2 separate regions of the Homo sapiens genome follow, and region 1 is linked to region 2. Evidence: chromatin loops called from intact Hi-C (ENCODE). Cell type or tissue: OCI-LY7. All regions are shown on one strand. Links, peaks and the distances in the headings refer to the core of each region. The heading gives the core; the rest is flanking DNA.

Region 1 (11,972 bases), core at 4,753-9,752, 130 kb before region 2:
CAGGCTTTCTTCACCTTCCATAACTGCCCTTCCCTTTGCCAATCCTGCTCCACTTTCCAAATCCTACTCACCCATTCTAAACCTGACTTGCTCTCAGCATACCCCCCTTCTGTACCAACTGACGACTCCTTCTTTGACCCTGCAGACTTTTTCATTCCCTGGCCTCATCCTGTTCCTCCTCCAGAACATCGTGACCCTCCACCATACACTCCTGCCCCAGCATTGACCCTCTTACCCCCTCTCTCTAACCACCCCACTTCTGATTCTGAGTCCTGTCTCTACCCCTTATCCACTCTCAGACCCAACATGCCCAACAACCAGATCCCATACTTCCCCTCCAGGAGGTTGCAGGGGCTGAAGAAATTGTCCATGTCCATGTTCCTTTCTCTCTTACCGATCTTTCCCAAATTGATGTGTCTCAAGTCCTTCTCCTCCAATCCCAATACTTATATCAAAGAGTTGAAAAGTCTCACCCATTCCTATGAACTTATTTGGCATGATCTCTATATCATTCTCTCTTCTACCTTCCTTCCAGAAGAAAAGGAGAGTGTGGCTCATGGCCCAAGCACACGCTAATTACCTCTATCAGCAAGATCCTTCTAAGCCAGTAGGGGCCACGGCAGTCCCCTGAGAAGAGCCCCCCTGGGAATACCAACCCACAGACCCTAGCTGGGCATCCTGTAACCATATGATTACTTGCTTCATCGCAGGCCTTAACAAAGCTGCCCATAAAGCTGTAAATTTTGAAAAAGTCAAAGAGATTTCCCAGAGGGCAGATGAAAGTCCTGCTGAATTTCTCTCCCGCCTTACAGAGGCTCTCCAAAAATACACCCGTGTATTCCTACTTCCCGAGAAGAGACTATAGTACTTAATACCCATTATATCTCCCAATCAGCTCCCGACATCTGGCACAAACTCTAAAAGCTAAAGAAGGCCCTCAAACCCCACAACGAGACCTTCTCAACCTGGTTTTCAAAGTCTTCAATAATAGGGATGAGCAGGAAAAAATAAATAAGGCCCAATGAGATTGTGCCAAATACCAGCTACTAGCCATGGCTATTTGCCAACCTGGCAATAGCACCCAAGGGCACAAAGGACCCGATAGCAGTCTTCCTCCTGCTTTAAGAGTGGCAAAGAAGGCCACTGGGCATGGGCATGTCCTAACCCATGAGTACCGAAAAGCTCCTGCCCAGTCTGCCAAGAAACAGGCCACTGGAAATCTGACTGCCCTCTTAACCCGCAAACAGAAAAGCCTGGCCCCCCGAGCCACTGTCCCCTCATCAAGCTGAAGAGTAGATAATCACTCATACTCCTGCAACTCCTTGGCCTGGCCACTGAAGACTGACGGGGCCCATGGCCCCAGCACCCTCTGCCATCACTGCATTGGAGCCCAGGGTAACTCTACTAGAGGCAGGTAAGCGGATCTCTTTTTTAATCAATACTGGGGCCACCTATTCAGATTTACCTGAATTTGTAGGACCAACTCATCCCTCTCAAGTCTCAGTTGTGGGAGTTGATGGACTTGTCTCCAATCCCCATGCCACCAGACCCCTGTACTGCTCCCTGTTTAATACCATTTTCTCACATTCTTTCCTTATCATGCCTCACTGCCCTACCCCCATTCTAGGCTGAAGCCTCTTAGCCAAATTTAAGGCTTTTATCACCTTTTCCTGCCTCCCTCAACCAGAGTCTCTCCTGCTCCTTTCTGCTAGTCCGACACCTGACCTCTCTCCCCAGTACCCACTCCCTGCCTCTCTTGTTAACCCAGTAGTGTGGGACAGCACCACCCATCCCTAGCTGCTCACCATGATCCCATCAAAATCCACTTAAAAGACCTCTCCAAATTTCACAACCTACCCCAATACCCCATCTCTCTCACCCACCAAAAAGGCCTGCAGCCCATTATAAACAAACTCTGCTCATGCGGTCTCCTTAGACCCACTCAGTCTCCATATAAAACCCCCATCCTCCCTGTTAAGGAATCAGATGGCTTGTACTGACTTGTCCAGGATCTCCAAGCCATCAACCAGGCTGTCCTCCCTATTCATCCCATAGTCCCTAATCCCTATACACTTCTCTCTCTCATCCCCTCTAATACCACCCACTACATTGCAATTGACTTAAAGGATGCCTTCTTTACCATTCCCCTACACCCTGATTCCCAAAATCTCTTTGCCTTTGCCTGGACTAATCCTGACACCTTTTAATCACAACTCACATGGACTGTCCTCCCTCAAGGCTTCAGGGACAGCCCTCACTTATTTGGACAAGCTCTAGCCCAAGACCTCACCTCCTTAGACCTTTCCCCCAGCTGTCTCCTTCAATGCGTAGATGATCTTCTTCTCTGCAGCCCCTCCCTAAAAGACTCTCAAACTCACACAATTACCCTTCTAAAGTTTCTTGCTAGAAAAGGATATAGGGTCTCCCCCTCCAAAGCCCAACTGTCCACCCAACAGTAATATACTTAGGAGTCCAACTCTCCCCCAGGGCCCAAGCCATGACCCCAGCACAGGCAGCCTTAATAAACAGCTTGCCTCCGCCTTCCTCAAAAAATGAAATTATCTCTTTCTTAGGACTGGCAGGTTTCTTTAGGAACTTTGCCCTCCTGGCTCTCTCAATGAACCTCTAAGCCCCACACATAACATACTTCCCAGTCTCCAAAAATTCCAAACTGCTCTTGTCACTGAACCTGCCCTGTCCTTACCCAATGTCTCCCAACCCTTCATTCTCTACACTGCTGAAAGCCAAGGGACAGCCCTTGGTGTCTTATGACAACAGAAAGGGGATCCTCCTTCCTTTGCCCCTGTAGCCTACTCTCTAAACAATTAGACAACACTGTCAAAGGGTGTCCAACCTGTCTTAGAGCATTAGCAGCCGTGGCTGTTTTAGCTCTGGAAAGAAAAAACTAACATCAAGCCAAAGCACCACCATCCACAGCCCTCACAATTTACAGGATCTCTTCTCCTGGGCTTTCAGCTCCCTCTCTCCTCCCCAAAATCAGTCACTTCATGCCCTTTTTATTGAAAATCCCAAATTCAGTCTTGCCAAAAATACTACCCTCAACCCAGCATCCTTATTCCCTGTATCTTCTTCCCCTCCTACTCATTCTTGCACTGATATCTTGGACCACCTACAGCCACATTTCCCAAACTTTTCCTCTGAGCCTTTCACCATCCCCAATGACCAACTATTAATAAATGGCTCCTCTTCTGGACCCACCAACTCCCTCAAAATTGCTGGATATGCAGTTGTTTCCTTTGACTGAGTAATTGAAGCCAAGCACCTACACCGAAGAACCTCCTCTCAAAAAACAGAACTCATAGCTCTCACCAGGGCCCTAAACCTTCCAAAGGCAAATGAGTCAACATTTATACAGACTCCAAATATGCCTACCACATTCTTCATTCCCATGCTGCCATCTAGCAAGAAAGACGATTCCTTACTGCCAAAGGAACCCCCATCACTAACAGCCCCCTTATTTATCAACTCCTTCAGGCCACCCACCTCCCAACTAAAGCAAGAGTTATACACTGTAGAGGACATCAAACAGGATCAGATGAATCTCAAGAGGGAACAGAAAAGCTGATGAGGCAGCAAAGGAAGCCTCCCTCTTGTCTGCCCCTGCCCCTCTCCTCCTCATTACTCCAGCAATTCAACCTAAGTACTCTCCCACCAAAAATACTTTGCTACTACAGGAGGGAGACTCCCTTCAAGGGGACTGGGTAATCAAAAATAAAAAGCTCACCCTTCCCAAAGAGCAAACCAAAGAAATTCTAACTTCTCTTCAGCAATCCTTCCATATTGGTGCATGCCCCCTCTACCTACTCCTTCATCCTTATTTCTCCTCCCCCAACTTATTCACCTCACTAAAAAACGTAACCTCCAACTGTCATATATGCTTTGTTACTTCCTCCCAAAAGGCCCTCTGCTCTCCCTCCAACCCCATGCATCAGCTACGAGGAACACTTCCAGGGGAAGATTGGCAAGTGCACTTAACCCACATGCCTCCCATCAAAAAAACAGAATTTCTTCTGACCCTTGTAGACACCTTCTCTGGGTGGGTAGAGGCATTTCCTACGTCTTCAGAAAAAGCTGCAGTAGTCTCCCAAATTCTTATAACAGAAATCATCCCTAGATTTGGCCTCCCCCACTCCATACAATTAGACAATGGCCCTAGCTTCATCTCCCAAATCACCCAACAGACTTCTTAGTCCCTCGGTGTCCAGTGGCACCTCCATATACCCTACCGATCCCAGTCATCAGGGAAAGTTGAAAGGGCAAATGGAATTCTCAAAACATGGTTAACTAAACTCAGTCTTAAAGTCCAAAAACCCTGGACTTCTCTTTTGCCCATAGCTCTAGCCCACATTAGAGCCAGTCCAAGAGCACCCTCCTTCCTCAGCCCATTCGAATTAATGTATGGGCATCCCTTCCTCCTACAAAACAGGCCCCCATCTGATTCTCAGTTAGTAGAATACCTCCCCACACTCTCCCTCATCTGCCATCTCCTCCGTGAACAAGTGGACCAAGCTCTCGCAAAACCCCATGAACGCCCCACCAACCAGACTCTCCTACCAGGAGAACACATTTTCCTAAAGACCCTCAACCCAACTAGTCTCAAGCTCAAGTGGGAAGGTCCATCCCAAGTTACTGTCACAATTCCCACTGCAGTCAAACTCTCAGGACATACCTCTTGGTACCATCTTTCCAGATTATAGAGGGCTCCTGCACCTGACCCACCCACAGCCAATCCACCAATTGTCGTCCACAAATATCTCAGCACCCCCATCGGATGAACCCAGCTTCGCCTTACTCATATTTCAGAAGAACCACTTTCCACCTGAAGCTATAAAAGATAAGTAACACCCAACTTAATCTTCAACATCTCCTCTACCTCTACCCGACCATCCATAATGGAAGTCTTTCACTATGCCACCATCGCAATAAGCAGCATTCTAACCATACTCTTTGCAGTTGGATTATATACTGTAGCACCTTAATAGGCAAAAATCCCAGTCACTCTAACCTCTTGCCTATCCATTATCCTCATAACTGGAGTCACAGTTTATAATAATCACCACTCTTAAATGCCCTGTCCATGCCTACATTGCCACTTCACCCTCTTCCTCACCTCTGTTTGCCAAGATAGTTTTTGGTTTTATCCCCAAGCTCCCACTTTCAACTCTCTTTTACAGTGGATAGATGATCTTCTCTTCCAAGGTGCCTTGTGCGATTTTTCTCCAGATGAAATGCACTTCTTTACTTTCCTACTTCCCTTTGCCTGTCTACCCCTTCTACTCCTCCACACTCTAGCTCTCGTTCCCCCACCAATGCCTAACTAACCTCACAAAACCCTAAATCTTACACTCTTAAACAGGCCATTCCTACCCTAGCCAGTGACTGCTGGTTCTGCTTCTATCTATCAACTACAGCTTACACCGCAATTCCTGCTTCAACCCATGGCTGGGTTTTTACTCAAGTAACTTTCCACCCCCATTATGAACTGGGCAGTCTCTACCAATACCCAGATTTACAGTCCTTAATACATCTCTCCAATTCCTATTCTGAAACAAACCTCTCACCACAATAGGGCAGGCAGTTCTGCTAATGTGCCCCTATTTCAATTATCTAGCCCCTTATACCAACCATACCAAGCCAATCCTCAGAACCATAATCACTAACATTTTCTTAACTTCTCAAGCCCCTCTATGCATCCAGCGCCATCACCCCTCAGGTCACCTCTTAGGGCACCTGCCTTCAAATCACTGGAATTTCACTGTGCAACTCCAAGGCCCAATTGACCATATTAGCCTTCCCATCTTTAGGGTCACCATGTACTTTCCTGCCCCCTCCAAAAAAATTAATATCACTCTACTATAAAACATAAATTCAGGTTACTGCAATGGAAGACACCTACCCTGCCTATCCCTTCAACCCTGGACTCCATCTCCCTGTGAGGTTCACCGCCCCCCACCACAAACAAATGTCTCCTAATTCCTCTATTAAACAATAACCACAGCCTTCTGATAGACAAAAAATGGTTTCTCCTCCACTTGGAAAACATAAATTCAGGTTCAACCCAACTGTCTCCCAATACCCCCTTACAGCCACTCAACACAGCTGCCTTAGCAAGCACCCTAGGAGCATGGATATACAAAGACCACAAGCTTACACATCTTTTTAACATACACAACCAATTTTACTTACCTAGCCAAGGCATATTCTTCCTGTGCGGTACCTCCACCTACCTCTGCTACCCTATCAACTGGACTGGTACCTGTACTCTGGTTTTTCTAAGCCCAAAAATCGACATTGTCCCAGGAAACAAAACCTACCTATCCCTGTAAAAACTCAAGTGTGCCAATGCAGGGCCGTTCAGTTAATACCCATCCTAGTACGACTAGGAATGACTACTGCAGTTGGAACCGGAGTGGTCGGGCTTTCTACTTCCCTCATGTACTATTGCTCCCTCTCACAAGATCTTACAAACAGTTTGGAAGACTTACCTAATACTGTTTCAACCCTCCAATCACAGATAGACTCCTTAGCAGCAGTTGTCCTTCAAAATCGCAGAGGCCTTGGTTTGCTCACTGCTGAAAAAGGAGGGCTCTGCATCTTTTTAGATGAACAGTGCTGCTTTTATCCCAATAAATCAGGCCTAGTTCAAGATGCAGTAAAAAAACTCAAAGATTGAGCCCAAAAAATAAAAGAAAACACATCTGCTACCTGGTCCCTCTGGTCCTCATGGTCCCTCAGCTCCTGGGTTCCCTGGCGACTACCCCTCCTTGGCCCAGCTATAACCATCTTTCTTCTGTTAGCTTTTGGACCCTGCTTCATGTGTCTCCTTATCCAGTTTTTACAGGACCACATCAAAACCTTCACCCATGGAACAGTGCGAGGTATACTGCTGCTTCAAGCATACCAGCGGCTTCAAGAACAACCATCCCAAGCCCCCCAAGCCTTTCCCCTTGCACACCGCCCCTCTACAGCTAGAAGCAGTCAGATGATAAAGTCACTCCTCTTCCTTTATCACCTATTAAAGGCTGGAATGTTAGAGAGCCAAGCTACCCCTCCTCCTCCTCCATGACCTTTGCAATACGGTCCTTTGTGACCACCTACAAACACCTCCCCACTTTTTCTACAGCCACTTCTGCAAGACTTTCAGTAGAACTGGTAAACAGTTCCAGGATGTGGTTAAGACATCTGCCCACCTTGCCTAGCCAAGCTTGCCTAGCCAAGCAGGCAAAAACATTTCCAGGAAATGGTTGAAACACCTGCAACTCTACTCAGTTTCCCCCACCCCAACCTAGCACCTTGCCCTATAAAACCCCACAGCAGCCTGTAAGCGGGGCTACCTCCTCCACAGTGGAGCAGCCCAGCAGGTTAATAAAAACTTGCTTGCCTGACTTTGGGGTCTCCTTGTTCCTTCTCTTGGCTAACCTTACGCTTACTTTAAGTTTACATGAGTCCTTGTGTGTTAAATGAGTCTCCTGAAGGCAGCAGATGGTTGGTGAGTTCTTACCCATTCTGCAGTTCTGTGTCTTTTAAGTGAAGCATTTAGGCCATTTACATTCTATGTTAGTATAGAAATGTGAGGTACTGTTGCATGCTCTTTGTTGCCTGCATACTTTGTTTTTTGTTTTTGCTTTTTAACTTGTATTTTTGTTTTATAGGTGCTGTGTGCTTTATGCTTTAAAGATACAATAATTTTGGAAAACAATGTGTGGGTAGAACATCTGTCTGTTAATTGCACACAAAACCACTTTTAATGGGTACAAAGTTAAATTCGGAGGAATAAGTTCTAGCTGAAGTATTATTGGCTCCAAATGATGCTTTGAGGACCTCCAAAGGTAAAAGTACTAATCCATTTGGCCGTTTATTGAGAGAGAGAGAGTAGGGTGACTATAGTTAATGTATTGAATGTTCTTGCTACAAATAAATGATAAATGTTTGAGCTGATGGGTGTGCTAATTACACTGATTTAATCGATACCCATTGTATGTGAAACAGTATATACACCATATTTACAATTATGTATCAGTTTAACATTTAAAAAAACATTTCTAATATAAGTATCTCTCAAACTGTGGATTAACTTCTTGATTTATATTTAAATATGAATCTTGAGGAAAATAGTGAAAATAACCATCTTGATTTAGTGTATTTCTCCCATATGTGAATTGTATATACTTAGGTGAGGACAATAAAATCAACTGAGCTGTAAGCTTAGAATAGGACTGAGGGGTAATTTTGCACAGCAACTTTACTAATGGTACATTGTTGCCTCAAAACTCTCTCTCTCTCTCTGTCTCTCAATGAATGGCCAAAGGGATTAGTGGTTTACCTTTGGAGGTCCTCAAAGCGTTATTTGGAGTTGATAATACTTCAGCTACAACCAAGCAGAATCTCTTTTTTTTTGGAGGACCTCGAAGCATTATTTGGAGCTGATAATACTTCAACTTCAATTTGGAGTTGATAATACTTCAGCTAGAATCTAGTAGAATCTGTTTTTCCTTTGGAGGTCCTCAAAGCATTATTTGGAGTTCATAATACTGAAGCTAGAACCAAGCAGAATCTGTTTTCTTCTGAGGAGTATCAGTAGCATAAATGTGATTAGGAACAAAGTACACTTGATATATGTATGCAATGACTGCTATTTATACAAAATTTAAATCTGCAAATGGATTCAACATGTTTATGGGTTATTAAAATTGACTAATTTCTTAGGTTCTTCATAGTACACATGTTGAAAATAAATGATTGATTAAGAAAAAAAAAAGATATTCTGTTTTGATGTGTTTCCAGGATTTGTTTCAAGATTTAGAGCTCCTTTTGGTAGTGGTGGTGGCTTGGAAACGGTGAATTCGCTCAGCATTTGTTTGTCTGAAATACAACTGTATCTTTCCTTCATATATGTTGCTTAGTTTTGCTGGGTACAAAATTCTTGGCTGAAGATTGTTTTGTTTGAGGAGGTTGAAGATAGGGACCCAATCCCTTGTAGCTTGTAGGGTTTCTGCTGAAAAGTCTGCTGTTAATCTGATTCGTTTTCCTTTATATATTACCTGGTGATTCTGTCTCGCAGCTCTTAAGATTCTTTCCTTCAACTTAACTTTGGATAACCTGGTGACAATATGCCTAGGTGAAGATCTTTTTGCAATGAATTTCCCAGATGTTCTTTTTGCTTCTTCTATTTGCATGTCTAGGTCTCTAAAAAGCCTGGGGAAATTTTCCTTGATTATTTTCCCAAATATGTCTTCCAAGCTTTTAGAATTGTCTTCTTCCTCAGGAACACCAATTATTCTTAAGTTTGGTCATTTAACATAATCCCAAACTTCTTGGAGGCTTTGTTTATATTTTCTTATTCTTTGTTTTTTGTCTTTCTTAGGTTGGGTTAGTTCAAAGACCTTGTCTTCAATCTCTGAATTTCTTTCTTCTTCATGTTCAAATCTATTGCTGAGACTTTCCACAGCATTTCACATTTCTAAGAGTGTGTCCAAAGTCTCCTGAATTTTTTATTGTTTTTTTCTTTAAGCTATCTGTTTTATTGAATATTTCTCCCTTCACTTCTTGTATCATATTTTGGATTTCCTTGCATTGGGCTTCACCTTTCTCTGGTCCCTCCCTGATTAGCTTAATAACTAACCTCCTGAATTCTTTTTCAGGTAACTCAGGGATTTCTTCTTGGTTTGGATCAATTGCTGGTGAACCAGTGTGATTTTTGGGGGGTGTTGACAAGTCTTGTTTTGTCATATTACCAGGGTTGGTTTTCAGGTTCCTTCCCATTTAGGTAGGCTCTGTCAGAGGGAAGGTCTAGGAATGAAGGTTGTTGTTCATATTTTTTTGTCCCATGGGCTGTTCCCTTGATGTAATATTCATCCCCTTTTCCTGTGGTTGTGGCTTCCTGTGAGCCAAACTGCAGTGATTGTTGTCTCTCTTCTGGGTTTAGTCACTCAGAAAGTCTACCCAGCTCCTGGCTGCTGCTGGGGGTTTCTGCATAGAGTCCTGTGATGTGAACCATCTATGGGTCTCTCAACCATGGATACCATCACCTGTTCTGGTGGAGGTGGCAGAGTGTGCAATGGACTTCATGAGGGTTCTTAGCTTTGGTGGTTTAATGCTTTATTTTTGTGCTGGTTGAACTCCTGCCAGGAGATGGTGTTTTCCAGAAAGCAGCAGCTGTAGCAACTGGCAGTGGGTAGGACCCTAGAACTCCAAAGATTATATGTCCTTTGTCTTCCACTACCAGGGTGGGTAGGGAAGGACCATCAGGTGGGGGCGGGGCTGGGTGTGTCTCAACTCAGGCTCCTTGGGAACGTCTTGCTGCAGCTGCTGTGCAGGATGGGATGAGATTCCCAGGTCACTGGAGTTGTGTACCTAGGAGGATTATGGCTCTCTGCTGAGTCATGCAGGTTGTCAGGGAAGTGGGAAAAGCCAGCAGTCATAGGCCTCACCCAGCTCCCATGCAAACCAAAGGGCTGGTTTCACTCCCACTGTGCCACCTGCAACAGCCCCAAGTCTGTTTCCAGATGGAGGGCAGGCTTGAAAACTTACCTGAGGCTCTCCACCTCCCAGCTGTGAAAGAAAAGGATTTTAGTTCTTTCCCTACCTGTGAAGTCTGCAAGATGGATTCACACCCTCCCCCAAGTTCTGGCCAGGAGGCTTCTGGCCCCACTAAAATTTTTTAAGAGTTCAGCTGGAAAAGTCCTTCTCCCCAGTGGGGTTCTACCCCCTGCTCCTCTGGCCTCCCTCCTGATGGATCCCTGTGGTGCCAGGCAGGAATGGGCTGCTTGGGGATTCAGTGAGTTCCCAGGGCCTCCCTGCCACCTCCTTCACCCCTGTATTTCACTGGGCTCGGGTCTCCAACTTGACTTAGCTCCAGATAAAGCTGGGAATGTCTCCCACAAACAGACATTCAGCTTCTCCAGTGGAGGTGTGTGTTCAGGAAAGCTGAGGATCTCCCTTTTCCACTTCAGCAGTTGGGGCACTCATGGTATTTGGGGTGTCTCCCCGGTCCTGCAGGAGAAGGCTGCTTCCTTCAGAAGGTCTGTAAGTCCTCTCAGATTGCTGGTTTGTTCTTGCAGTCAATCTGGAGCTAAAATTCACAATGCAAGCCTCTGCAATGCTGCTCTATCCAGAGCTACAGTCTAATCCTACCTCCTGTCTGCCATGATCCGCAGCTTTCTGATAATAGTCATTTTAACTGGGCTGGAAATGATATCTCATTGTTATTTTAATTTGTGTTTCACTGATGTTTACTCATGTTGAGCATTTTTTCATATACCTGTTAGCCATCTATATGTCTCCTTTTGAGAAATGTCTATTTGGATATTTTGCCCTTCTTTTAAAGGGATTATTTGTGTGTGTTTGTTTTTTGCTGTTGAGTTGAGTTCTTCACATATTCTGGATCATTAAGTTTGCAAATGTTTTCTCCCATACTGCATGATGTCTGTCTCTTCACTCTGTTCATTGTTTCCTTTGTTATGCAGTGGCTGTTTTATTCTTTATCTGCTATCTAGACTCCCAGACATTGGCTTGTTATAGACTAGAACCACAGGGAGCTGTTTGAAAATTGTGCAGCCAAATCTTTTACAGGGGGAAATTAGAAGTTGGGCTAATCCTGGGGGCTACAGCTGCTGAGAGTGCTCATGTGGTTCAAAACTCCCCTTTGTTCTTTGTGCTTGAGGGGAATGCTCCAATGACCTTTCCCTGCCATTCCTCAAGCAAGCTGATTTTAAGAGCCAATCCCTCCATCAGGGACTATAAATATTGGACACTATATGTGTGGTACAAACCCCTTACCCTTCAAGAAAAAGCTGGGAGCTGAGATTTCCTTCCTGATGGCGAAGTGGTGTGCTTAAGGTGGGGTTAACGCATGAGTGTATCTCCACTTTTCCTGTCTGTTTTGATGTGGATAATTTATCAATTGTCAAATTTGTAGGAGTTTTTCAACTGGATTTTGGCTTTCTCTTGGA
Region 2 (11,972 bases), core at 3,524-8,523:
TGAGTAAGCACTGGTTCTGAGTCAATCCCCAAGCCAGGTAACAGAGGAGCTTACCAAGACTGCCACACCAATGGCGGAAGGAAAGGAAGAAGGGAGGAAGAGAGGAAGAGAGGAAGGGAGGGAGGGAGGGAGGGGGGAAGGAAGGAAGGAAGGGAGGAAGGAAGGGAGGATATCAATTCAAAATTCCATCATTAGATGGGATAACTTGAGTGCTATAATAAATCTCCCTGTGGAGTCTGTGGTTGGGGTATTGTAATTCATTTTGACTGGGGAACTCGAGAAGGTTTTGGAGAAGACGAGGCATTTCATATGGGTCTTCCTTGAAAAATGAGTAGGATTTAGATGCTTGGAATGGGAGAGTGGCATTCTAGAACGAGGAATCTGCAGAGGCAAAGGTCTGGTGGAACGGAAATATATAAAACAGTAAGAACTTCTATATGGCTAAAGGATAGGATTAATAAAAAGCAGTAGCAGATAAGGTCAGAATAGTGGGTATGGGACAGATTTCCGGGGAGGCAGCATGAATGCCATGGAAACACCGATAGGTAAATGTGTGTTCAACAGAGACACAGTAAGAAATGACGTAAGTGAGAAATGAATTTCACCTCATGACACAATACACACATACACATATTTAAAACTAAACAAAACCTTCTCCAAAGTATACCTACTACTTCATATGCAATGTATGTTGATAATTTCCTTTTTATTTTAAAAAAGGTTTTTTAAAAATGCTACTAGTGACCAACTAAATTCTTTTTATGAGCTAATAATGGGACGCAGCCTGTATTTTTCAAAAAGATTGTCATACACAATGAAAAGTTAGTGAAGATGTTTGAGAAATAAAATAACAACCATGCTTTAGGAAGGTAGTTCTCAAGGCAATGTGGATGCCATTGCAGACAGAGGAGAGACTGTAGACAGGGAAGTAATTCTTCAGATGGAAATGGATACTGCATTACAAATATCCATGCCAATTCATAATGAAGGCCTGAAATGGAGCAGTGAACTGGGAGGTGGAGAGTGGGGCAGGTATTGGGTAAGATATTCAGGATAGAAATAGAATTAACTAAGTGATTGCAGGTGAGTCATTAAAGAGAAAGGGGAGTCAACATTGACTTTCAGATTGCCATCTGAGGTAACTGTGCAGAGAATGGTGGTATTAAACCAAAGGTTTAAGGGGAGGAGCTTGATTGCTGTAGGAAGAGACGTAGATATAAAGCTGAGATTTATCTGTGAAACTTCCAGGCGGACAAGCCCAGTAGGCTGTCATATGTATGGGCTAAAGCATGAATGTGGGTGGGGTATAGAGGTTGGAGATTTGGAGGATAATATTTGAAGCCATGGAAGTACAGGAATTTACTCAAAAGAGTGTGTAGAAAGAAAAAAAGAAAAGAAGGACCCAGTCGAGAAACATTCATTTAAGAGTACCTACTTAACTCAACATCTCCTTCCAAAATGGTTTTTCTTTTTTTCAAGTGAGGAAAGCTCTTTGTGTATGGATATGTGTACATCGGGGTGTGAGTGTACGCAATACACATGAATGGATGGCATGTGCATTTTAAGGAAATATTGTTTTGTACTTGGGGAGCTGGTGTAGGGCTCTGGTCCATTTAATGGTGCCTGTACTCACTGTCTCTGTTTTATTACTGCTATCCTCCCTTTCCCTCTTTTCTATCTCCCTTCTTTTGTTCCATTCTTGTCTCTCTTCTTCCACTTATCTACATGCTCCTTCATCACCATTTAAAAGTCCAAGGAAAACATGGGCAAAATAGATTAGTGTAGGATTTGGAGGCTGAGGTTGGGAACATAATGTGGGAGTGTGATTGGGATTGGGAGGAAAGACAGGGGTAGGCGTGTGTTCAGAGTTAGAAGCAGAAAATGGTCTGTGGTGGGAGAATCTGCTTCTGATGTTTTTCCCACTGCAAATTCTGCCATTGGTGTGAGTGCTGAGTATGAATGCATATATTTCTGGGCTCGTGTCTTGATGTGTGTAAGGCTCTTAGCTTGACTTCAATAGGTCATTAGATGATGCTGCTGTCATCATTCCTGCTTCTGTCCAGCAAACATTATTTCTTTAACAGAAATATGCTGCTATGCTTATACTTCAGGAGATTTAGGATTATAGCAGTTGAAGAACTGTGAATAATGGTTAATCAGATAATCAGCATTTGTAAGGGCAGTTAATAACATTGAAATGTGCATGCCATGTGAATAGGAGGATATATTATTTTTTCTTTCCTAGCTGTGTAACCATGGGAAAGTTGCCTAATCTGTCTGATCCTCAATGTCCTTATCCGTAAAGTGGGGGTAATAATTCCTATCCCAGATTTCCTTTGGGAAGACTAAAGAGTAAATGAGCCAGGAGCTTTTAAATTAAAAGGTGCTTGACAAATGTTAGTTCCTTTCTTCAGTTTCTTTGACCCTTTGCTCCTTCCTTATTTCTATCTCTCATACATGTTTATCTGTCCATATGTGAACATCAAGTATATATTTATAGTACTTTCTCCATTTTAAATTCTTAAACCAAGTGGCTTAACCTTTGTATATTACTGTAAAATTGTCAAAAGCAGTTTAATTTAAGTCACTTTTGGAACACACACATTTGGAATTGTTATGTCTTCTTGGTAGATTGACTATTTTTCATTATGTAATATCCATCTCTAGGAATTTTCTTTGCTCTGAAGTCTGTTTTATTTGATATTAAGATGGCCATTCCTGCTTTATTTTGATTAATGTTTGCAAGGTATTTAGACTATTTGTTGTGAACATAATTATTGATACATGAAGGCTAAGTCTGCCTTTTTATTTTTTTTTCTGTTCATTCTCCGTAATTTTAGTTTCTCCATTTTCTTTGCCCTGCCTGCCTGTGGGTGACTGGAGCATTTTTTAAAAATTCATATTGATTTATTTATAATGTTTTGAGTACATTTCTTTGTATAGCATTTTCAGTGTTTTCTCTCAGTAATATATTATGTATACATAATTTATTTAATAGTCTTCTGACATTACCACTTTACATGCTTGAATGAAGTGTAGAAGCATGTCCTCCCCTTTACATCTCTTTACATTTACAATCCCCTTTACATTCCCCAGTTTACAATATAAATGTGTTAAATATTTCCTCTACATATGCTGAGACCACACTAGATAACAGTATAAATTTAGCTTCAATTATCAAAATACAAGAAATTTCAAGAGGAAAGAGAAAGTCTACTGCATTAACCATGCTTTTGCTTACTGTTTATTGTTTCTTTTCTGTTTTCAGAGCTTACTATCATCTTTTTTTAGGGTATATCTAAATTCCTTAGTATTTCTTCATTGGAGAATGTCTTGATTACCCATTCAATACTGAAGGATATTATTATTGGACATAGATTTATGGGTTGTCACTTCTTTTCCTTCAGCACTTACAAAATGCTAGGGCATCGTCAGTTTCTGATGATAAATCTGTCATTCTAATTTTTTTTTTCCTTTGTAGCTTTTGTTTCTCTTCAGCTGTTTTGAAGAAGTTTCCTTTTTCTTTCATTTTCAGAAGGTTGATTACAATGTGTTTTGGAGTGTGTTTCTTTGTGTCAATTATGTTGGTGTTTGCTCCTCTTCTTGAATCTAAATGTTTATGTCTTTTGCACAATTTGGGAAGATTTTAGTCATTATTTTTCCCAATACTTTTCCAATCCTGCCCTCTTTCTCCTGGGAATTTGTTGGCATAAATGTTAAAGCTTTTGTTATAGTGCCACAGTGATTTCTATTGTTTTATATTTGTAAGCTATTTTTTCCCTCTCTCTTCTCCACCTTACTGTTGAACCTATCCATTGAGTTTTTTGGGGTTTTTATGTTACTGTATTTTTCAGTTCTAAAAATGTCACTTTGTTCTTCTTTATGTTTTATATTTCTTTGTTGAGACTTTCTATTCATTTTCTGAGATTTTCTACATTATCATTTGTTTCAAGTGTATTGTAACTGCTCACTGAAATGTTTTTAGGACAGGTGCTTTAAGATCCTTATCAGATAATTCTAACATGGGTGTTATCTCAGTATTGGCATCTGTTTATTTTCTCTTCTCATTCAAGTGGATATCTTAGTATGGAAAGTGATTTTTGATTAAAAGTTGGATACTCTGGATCTTATTTAAATCTTTTGTTTTAGCAGTCCTCTACCACTCTCTTGGATGGAAGAGGGACAGTAGAAGTCCAGTTTCTCCACTGTCTCTTGACATCCAGTTTGGAGAAGGGCTGTTTGTTACTGCTGTTTAGAGGTGAAAGTTTGGCCTTCTCTCTGGGCCTATGCTGATTCCATCCTAGCTGGTTGAGGTAGAAACTCCTAGTTACCACTGGTAAGGGTAGAAGTCATGGTTCTCCATATGGTCTTCACTGGGAGAGGTCTATTTTCACTGGGGATTAAAGTCCTTGCTCACAACTGGTCCTTCTCTGGGCATGGGGTGGTGGTTCCTTTGAAGCTTGGTGAGAGTGGAAGTCTAGGCTCTCCATTTGCAAGCCTAAGCTTCTGACTAGCTGCATCGTTATGACAGCTGGCATTCTACTGTACTAAGGTGTCTCACTTTCTAGCTAGCTTCTGATGCTTTTGCCAAAAAAAAAAAAAAAAAAAAAAAAAATTGCAACATATTCCCTTCTCCTTTCCAGACTTTACCTGGGACATAGTGGGAAAAGGAATACCTTTGCAGGCAGACCAACAAAATGTGGCAATTTCAAGCTGCGTGGCTGTGGGAAAATCACTCAAATTCTCTGGGCCTCTATTTCCCCAGCTGTAAAGGAGGAGTAGGAAGCTCACAGGACTCTTGCTGAATGAGCAAAAGTAGGTCAAAGGGCCTGGCACACAGGGGCGGGAAGGGACTCAATAAATGATAGTTCCCTTCCTTTACCTCTCCTGTAGAAAGAGAGATGCAACCCCTCAAGAAGAAGAAGAAACCAAGGTGCTTTACCTACCACCACTAATCACCATGTGTAGGTCTCATCCAGCACTCTAAGGGTTAAATCTCATGATCAAAGTCTTATTTCTTAAAGAAACACACTTGACATCTTCCACCTTGGGTTCTCAGAAAACACTCCAGGGAGAGAGCTTGACCCAGGCCACTCTCAGAGTGAGAGCAAAAGCCAAAGCAGGGGCTCACGCTGAGAAGGCGAGGTGAAGAAAGACCTTGTGCCAGCCCACACAGCCCGCCTGGCGCTATTGTGTTCTGAGCAAGGACAATATCATCGCTTTGCCAAAAGCTGCTCCAGGAGCAACCGTGTAGCGGACTCCACTTCGGCAACTCCCACTTTGCCAGCCCGCCTGTCACCTCCAGCTCCTCAGAGCAGCTGTCGCGATCCCACCATCAGCGCAGCGACCGCGTCCCCAGTCCCCATTGCTCCCATCCCCCTCCCAAGCGCGGGATAGGAAGGAAGAAAGTGGCGAGTGAGTGAAAGGAAAACGAGCGCGCGCCATTCTCCCAGCTCCGCCCGCTGAGATTCCTCTGCAACCCCCAGTTGGCAGCCCCTGGCAGCAGCCACCAGCCCCGATGCGCTAGACTTGGCTCTCAAAAGCCTTTCCCGAACTCCAGGTTCTGAAGTTGAACAAGAGACTGGAAAAAAATCCCGACTCCTAAAGAGCAAGGAGCCAAAGACACCTTGGGGCACACAAGTACTTTTAAAAAACGTGTCCATGAATGCAGAGCCCTGACCTCCACCTCGAGAAGAATAAAACTGTCTTGGTACCAAACCCGTGTTTCTTCATCTTTGCTTTCTCAGCCACATCTGGCAAGAGGTCTCTCTCTCTCTCAACTCTCCTCAGCGCCCCTCCCATCCTCACCTCTCCGGCAAGTCTGTGGTGAATGGGCCCCTTTCCAGCTCCTCTAGACAAACAGCCCAACAATAGATAATTAGCCCTCTCCCGCAACGAAGGGTTGGAGAGGGGCGGGGAGGGGGACAACGTGCCACTTACCTGATCTCTTTAATGCTTTCCAATTTGCACATGATTTCTTGCTCATCTGCCATACTTTTCACTGTCAATTTCACGTCCCGAGAGATGTACAAATACACCAGCCAAGGGATACAATAGACACAATGTAGCCACCTCCTCCGGGCTTGGGGCTATGAGCCTGTGCGGTAGGGGCTTGGAGAGGCCTGGGAGCTGTAGTCCGGAGCTTCAGGGCCAGCCAGGAAGCCCGGGGGCCTGTAGGACTACAACTCCCAGAAGGCCAAGCGAGACATGCCTGTTTCCCTTCCTGCAGCCGCACTTTAAATCAATTTGTTATAGATAATTATGTCAAAGGTTGTGAAGAGTGCAAAGGAATGGGGATATTCGTCTGGCCCGTGTGTGGGAAAATGGAGAAAAAAATATTCCTGAAGGCAATTGGAGAGATGAGAGACATACCCATTCGCTCCCTTCGGGGGCCCTCGCACCTACCCACCCGCAAAAGATTAGCGGTAGTCGCTAATTACGCCTTGGGGATGGAAAGAAACCCTGCAGGGAAAGTAGCTTTGGAGACGTTGAATGTGCTAGCTGCTGCCTGGGGACCAGTAACTTTGGCATTCAATTTAGGGTGGGGCGGGGGTGGGGAAGAGGAGGATGGGAGGAGGGAGATGCTGCAAAAGCTGGGGGAAAGGAGAGTGGGTAAGTACTTCCAGCTACTTACCCATTCAACAAACAATTACTTAAGCTCGGACTTTGCCAGTCAATGGAAGAAGTACTGTAGGAGTCACCGGGCAAGGCAGATAAATAAAAGCAAATCCTTGCCTTTGAGGAACAGAAGAGGCTGAAAATTTACCTATTAATTACAGTACAGTGTGGTGTCAAAATACAGGAATAGATAAGGTGTAACCTGTGCAGAGAAGATGTAAATAGGTCTCAAGAGTGACTAAGAATTTGTCAGACCATAGAGGAGAATGGGCTCTCCAGGTGAGGATACAATAGAGAGAGAAAGGAAAGGATGAGTGGTTCAGAGTGCCTGAAATATAGGTTTCTTATATGAGGTGTAGAGGTGGAAAAAAGAAATGGGAGATGTAGTATTTAGAAAAGGCAGGTAGGAACCAGACTATGAAATACGTTAAATGTCAGACTAAAGGGTTTGGACTTAATCCTGTAGGCAGACATTTATCTAATAAACTTTTAAATTAATTAATTTATTTATTTATGAGACAGTCTCACTCTGTCGCCCAAGCTGGCGTGTAATGGCACAGATCTCGGCCCACTGCAACCTCCTTCTCCTGGGTTCAAGCAATTCTACTGCCTCAGCCTCCCGAGTAACTGGGATTACAGGCGCCCACCCACCATGCCCGGCTAATTTTTGTATTTCTTAGTAGAGATGGAGTTTCATCATGTTGGCCAGACTGGTCTTGAACTCCTGAGCTCAAGCAATCCACCCGCCTCAGCCTCCCAAAAGTGCTGGGATTACAGGCATGAGCCACTGCGCCTGGCCCTAATAAACATTTTTTAAGTGCTTATTCTGCACCAAGTAATGTTTAATTATTTTATGTTTCAAAGCACGGTAGTGATAAGGATGGAGGAATATTTTAGAGAGGGACTCTGGAAGCAAAGTGGAGAATGATTAGAGGACATGAGACCAGGTAAGAGGCAGTTACTCAGCGTGCACAAACAGGCCTAGAGAGCTGGACGTTGGGCAAAAGGAAGATGGTGACTCACTCCCAACTAAAAGTGAGTCAGAACTCTCTCTGAGTTTGTGCTTTCTTTTATTGAGCTTCAGTTTCCTCATCTGAAAAATGTACCTAGTGAGCCCACCTCAGAGGCTTGTTGGGAGGCCTCTATGAGATCATTCCCATGATCATGCTGAATACAGGGCTTGGTATTTTGTAGGAGCTTGAGAAGTTTGTGGAACATGAATCTCATGTCATTCTGGATGTCCACAGTGATTTTAAGCATTCTCCAGGGAAGAAATTAAAGCCCTTCTCTTCTTTGGATCCAAGATGTAATAACTTTCTTAACCATAAAATTCTCCCTGGTGTCTACATTTTCCTATTGTCTTGAAGGTTGCTATCTTGTACAGCCACTAGTTGGTATTTAAAGAACATTGAGTTGGTTAGTCACAAAGCCTGTGGATCCAGAGCCAAGAACTGGCCCCAGCTCTGTCCCGTAAGGGGAGGAGGTAAGCAACAAGCCTGCGTTAAGTGCCTGACATGTACTGGCTACTGTGCTGAGTCTGATATGTACAATCTATCATTTCATCCTCACAACCACTATGAAGGGGGCAAGTAGATTCATCCCCTTTTAGAAGGAAGAAAACTGACTCAGATAGGGAAAGTTGTTTTGCCATGTCCACACAATAAGTTATAAAGCTAGAGCCTGTGCCCAGTTTGGACCAAGTTACTTGCAGATTAATGAAGAGAGTGTGTCTGGAAAAAAAAAATATATATATATAGCAACCAAAACTACAATGGGGTCCCGAGTGTATGTATCTATGTCAAACATAAAGTGGTTTATAATGCATTAATGCTGGCTTGGGGAGAAGCGGAGGGTTTGTATGGGATGTGTGGGAAGCAATTTATGAACAGCCTTTGAGATTTTAAATTTAATGTCTCTCTCTTTTTCCATTGTCCCCTTCACCTTAAGAATCCTTACCACTGACTATGTTCACACATCTGGTAAAAGTCTGGATGTGGGTATGTATCTGTTTCAATTAAATATGTTAATGGGTTTAGAGTCTGATTTGGTAATAATTTGGGAACTATCTTGTCTTTCAAGCCTCACCGAAATCCTAGTTTACAGATGAGGAAACTGAGACCAAGAGAGGCAAAGGACTTGTCTGACATCACCCTACTTGGCTGAAACAGAACCAAGACTCCTGACTCAAGGGCCTGTGCTCTTCCTATGGCCCCATGCGGCCTGTATCAAGCTGCTGCTGCTACCATGGGGCCTGAATGCCTCTGTTACTTTTCAGCCAGAAGGTGCACTCCAATATAGGGTGTCTGCAGAGGGCCAAGCATGTCCCATGCTTCCAACTATGGACATTTAAGGGAGATAGCAGTTAATCTAAGAGAAGAGGCCATGGGAAAACCTGGAGCTTGGAAGAAGGTTTGTGCTATTTGTAACAATTAAAATGTCCAAATACAGAAAGAGTAATGTGCCTCTTAGCTTCTGCTGGTTTGCTTTTGGCTCCTTGACCTCCTTGAGAACAGATGTCTCACCTGTTCCTTGCTGAATTTTAAGAATCCAGGCTAGCAGTGAGAGGAAGGAAAATGTTGTAGAGAAACAGTGGGGAAGAGAAGGAAACTATAGCCTTCTGCCCCTTCTTCTGAAGCAGCACTTAAAACAGTATCTGCAAGCCAAGGTGGTGGCTTTTCCATAGTAAGTGTTCAGTAGCTCTCAATTGATCAGAAGTTTGCAATGGCTGAAACAATATTTAAGATATGGGCTAGCAGTGAGTTCTAATGCATGATTTTATTAGAAGAACTGATTGATTTGAGGGGTTAGAAATAAAAAAAAATCTTAGTTTTATCAGGGCCAACATTATTCTTATTGCTAAGGCAATAAGGCAGGGTATGTTGGGGTTAATACCATTAAAATGCAAGAAATTAGCAAAAGGGAAGCCAGTCAGTCTCGATTATACTTTCAGGGAATAGATCAAGACTTTAAAAATGGAGGCCAGAATATTGAATTCACAGATATTTCTTTGTACTTCAACAGTGAACTAAACTAAAAGGAGGCAGAGATGCAACAACAGTCTTGGTTCCAAATTGCCTTTCAAAAAGTAGTGCAAATTACTTATTAAATTTCTCATTATATTTCTTAATCAGCATTTCTAAGAGAAAAGTGAGCCAAAAGTTTTCAGCCCAAAAATGTTTATTGTGCACCTATGATATGTCAGGAACCATCGAGGTTTCAGTGAAGATTTCATAGCAGATACGACAGACATGGGCCCTGCCCTTACCAAGCTTACCATTTAGTGAGAGAGACCAGCTATTACAAAGATCATGCATACATATATAGTTATACCTAGCAATCAGGGCTTGAAATAAGTCTAGGTTCTGTGAGCAAGACACACACACATAAGGGGAGAACCAATTTAGTCCTGAGAAGTGGGCAAGGAGTCAGGGAAAAGCTTCCTGAACAAAACTAGGCAGGATGAGAGAGGAAGGGAGGGAAACAGCAGGAGGTATCGAGGATTAATTCATGCAAACAGCCAACAAATATTTACTGAACACTTACTACATGCCAGGCACTCTCCTAGGTTCCAGGGATATATAGTGCTTTGCATGTATTAAGTTAGTTTAATCCTTGCAAAAACTTCACAGGAAGTATATATTATTATCATCCTTATTTTACAGAAGAGGAAGTTGAGGCACAGAGAAGTTAAGTAACTTGCCCAGAGTAACACAGCTAGTAAGTGGCAGAACTGAGATTCAAATTTAGAGAGTCTGCCTCCAGAAGCCATGCTCTCACCTACTATGTTCTATTAGTTACCCAAGATCCCAGTTCTTAGGAAGTTTACATTCTAGTAGGAGGAGCCAGACAATAATGACAGAAAAGAAAAAAAAATAAACATAATAATATTTGGGGGAGATAAGCCCATAAGACACTAATTGAGGATAATAGGACAGAATGATGGCAGGAGGGGGAATGTTTTAGTTAGGATGGTCAGGGAAGGCTCCTGTTCAGAGATGACATTGTAGTGGAGACATAAGGAGTTGGGCATACAATGATCTGGAGGAAGAGTGCTCCAGGCAGAACGAATAGCCGGTGCAATGGTCCTGAGTCAGAAAATGCTTAGCCTATGAAAAAAAAAAGTAGGTAGGGCTCTGGCTGATTAAGGGGAGCAGAAGTAGACTGAGGAGACAGTTTATGTCATTGAACTGTTATTCTAAAAACAGGGTCTTGTAAACCATGGTGATGAGTCTGGGTTTTATTCTAATTACAATAGGCAAACATTGAGGGTTTTAAGCAGGGGAGCAACATGATCTAGTTTTTAAACATCACTGACTGCTGTGAGAACAGATTTTATTGGGGCAAAAGTGGAAGTAGGAAAACCAGTGGGAAAACTATTACAGTTGTCCAGGAAAGAAATTATGGTGGCTTGAATTACAGTAGTAATAGTAGATATGAAGAAAAATGGGCTGATTGGGAACATATTATTGGGCACAGAACTGATATGATTAGCTCATGGATAGGATGGAGAGGTACGGAGGGCGAGATAAGGCATCTAAAATGACTCCTGGATTTTTGGCTTCAGTAATAAGGTCAGTGCCATTCACTGAAACAGGAAAGACTGGAAGAGAACCGTACGATGTTAGAGCTAGAAGGCACTCACATGTGATATATGGAAAAACTGAAGAACAGAAATGGTAATTGACCTCCCTAGGTTAGGGAGTTAGGAGCTGAGATAGGTAATCTCATTCTTCACACTCTCTCAGAAAATTTTCATGTTCTCCATCACTTCAGCCCTTCAGCTGGGGTGTTGAGGGGTGTGTTTGAAGCCTTAACTTTGAAGATTCCCCTAGGAGATGGGACTTGTGGGTGATTAGCCAGAATTTGTATCTGCTTACATAGACAGTGCTAGGTATTCTCAGGCAATGTTTCAGCTGAAATTCTTGCTGTTTTTGATGGCTTTATGTCATTGAAATTTCACTCCTCTATTCTTTCTCACCTACCCAATGTCACTGACCTAGATCCCCCAAATGCAAATTTCAGGGAACAAAGATCTGGCAGTGGAAGTAGGGGAGTCCCATTTTTCCCCTCTGCAAGTCCGAAAAACCCTAGTGTAAAAAATCCTATTATAAAAGCAGTCTAGTGTACATCTACTGCATTTTCTTAGTAAACTTTCATCCACACCCTCCCCTCTTCTTCAATTCTCACCTCTTTGAGAGTGACCAAAACTGACTGTCTAGCTCCAATGACCTTCCGTTTCTAACAGCCTCCTTTATATCACCAGAACTAAGTATGGGATTGAGTTTCCAAAAGGGCTGAGTCTTACCAGGTTCCCTGCACATCTTTCCCAGGCTGGGGTACTTTAGAACTACTCA

Evidence for each region. A loop is a pair of places that touch in the nucleus more often than their neighbours do. Peaks named below come from ENCODE experiments on the same cell type or tissue, not always from the same donor. Only the 100,000 strongest peaks of a DNase experiment are listed, where the experiment ranks them.
Region 1: a loop joins it to region 2, with 4 times the contacts of the local background. A loop is called at or near these places in 1 of 110 quality-filtered maps.

The regions. Positions count from the first base shown.
Region 1 is chrX:64,843,644-64,855,615 of GRCh38, forward strand. It overlaps LOC105373239 (a long non-coding RNA gene), which reads left to right. Exons shown (of 4, transcript XR_938417.1): 3 at 536-1,414; 4 at 4,712-7,406. Among named protein-coding and RNA genes, the nearest start is that of ZC4H2, 130 kb to the right of the region's middle. In OCI-LY7, for the core only: no CTCF peak of the experiment used is centred there; DNase peaks (open chromatin) are centred at 7,248 and 8,988; H3K4me3 peaks cover 3,063 bases; H3K27ac peaks cover 4,553 bases.
Region 2 is chrX:64,970,385-64,982,356 of GRCh38, forward strand. It overlaps ZC4H2 (zinc finger C4H2-type containing), which reads right to left and starts at 6,066. Exons shown (of 5, transcript NM_018684.4): 1 at 5,941-6,066. The coding sequence starts at 5,993. RefSeq lists an enhancer at 5,586-6,129. In OCI-LY7, for the core only: no CTCF peak of the experiment used is centred there; DNase peaks (open chromatin) are centred at 5,197, 5,787 and 6,127; H3K4me3 peaks cover 2,663 bases; H3K27ac peaks cover 1,171 bases.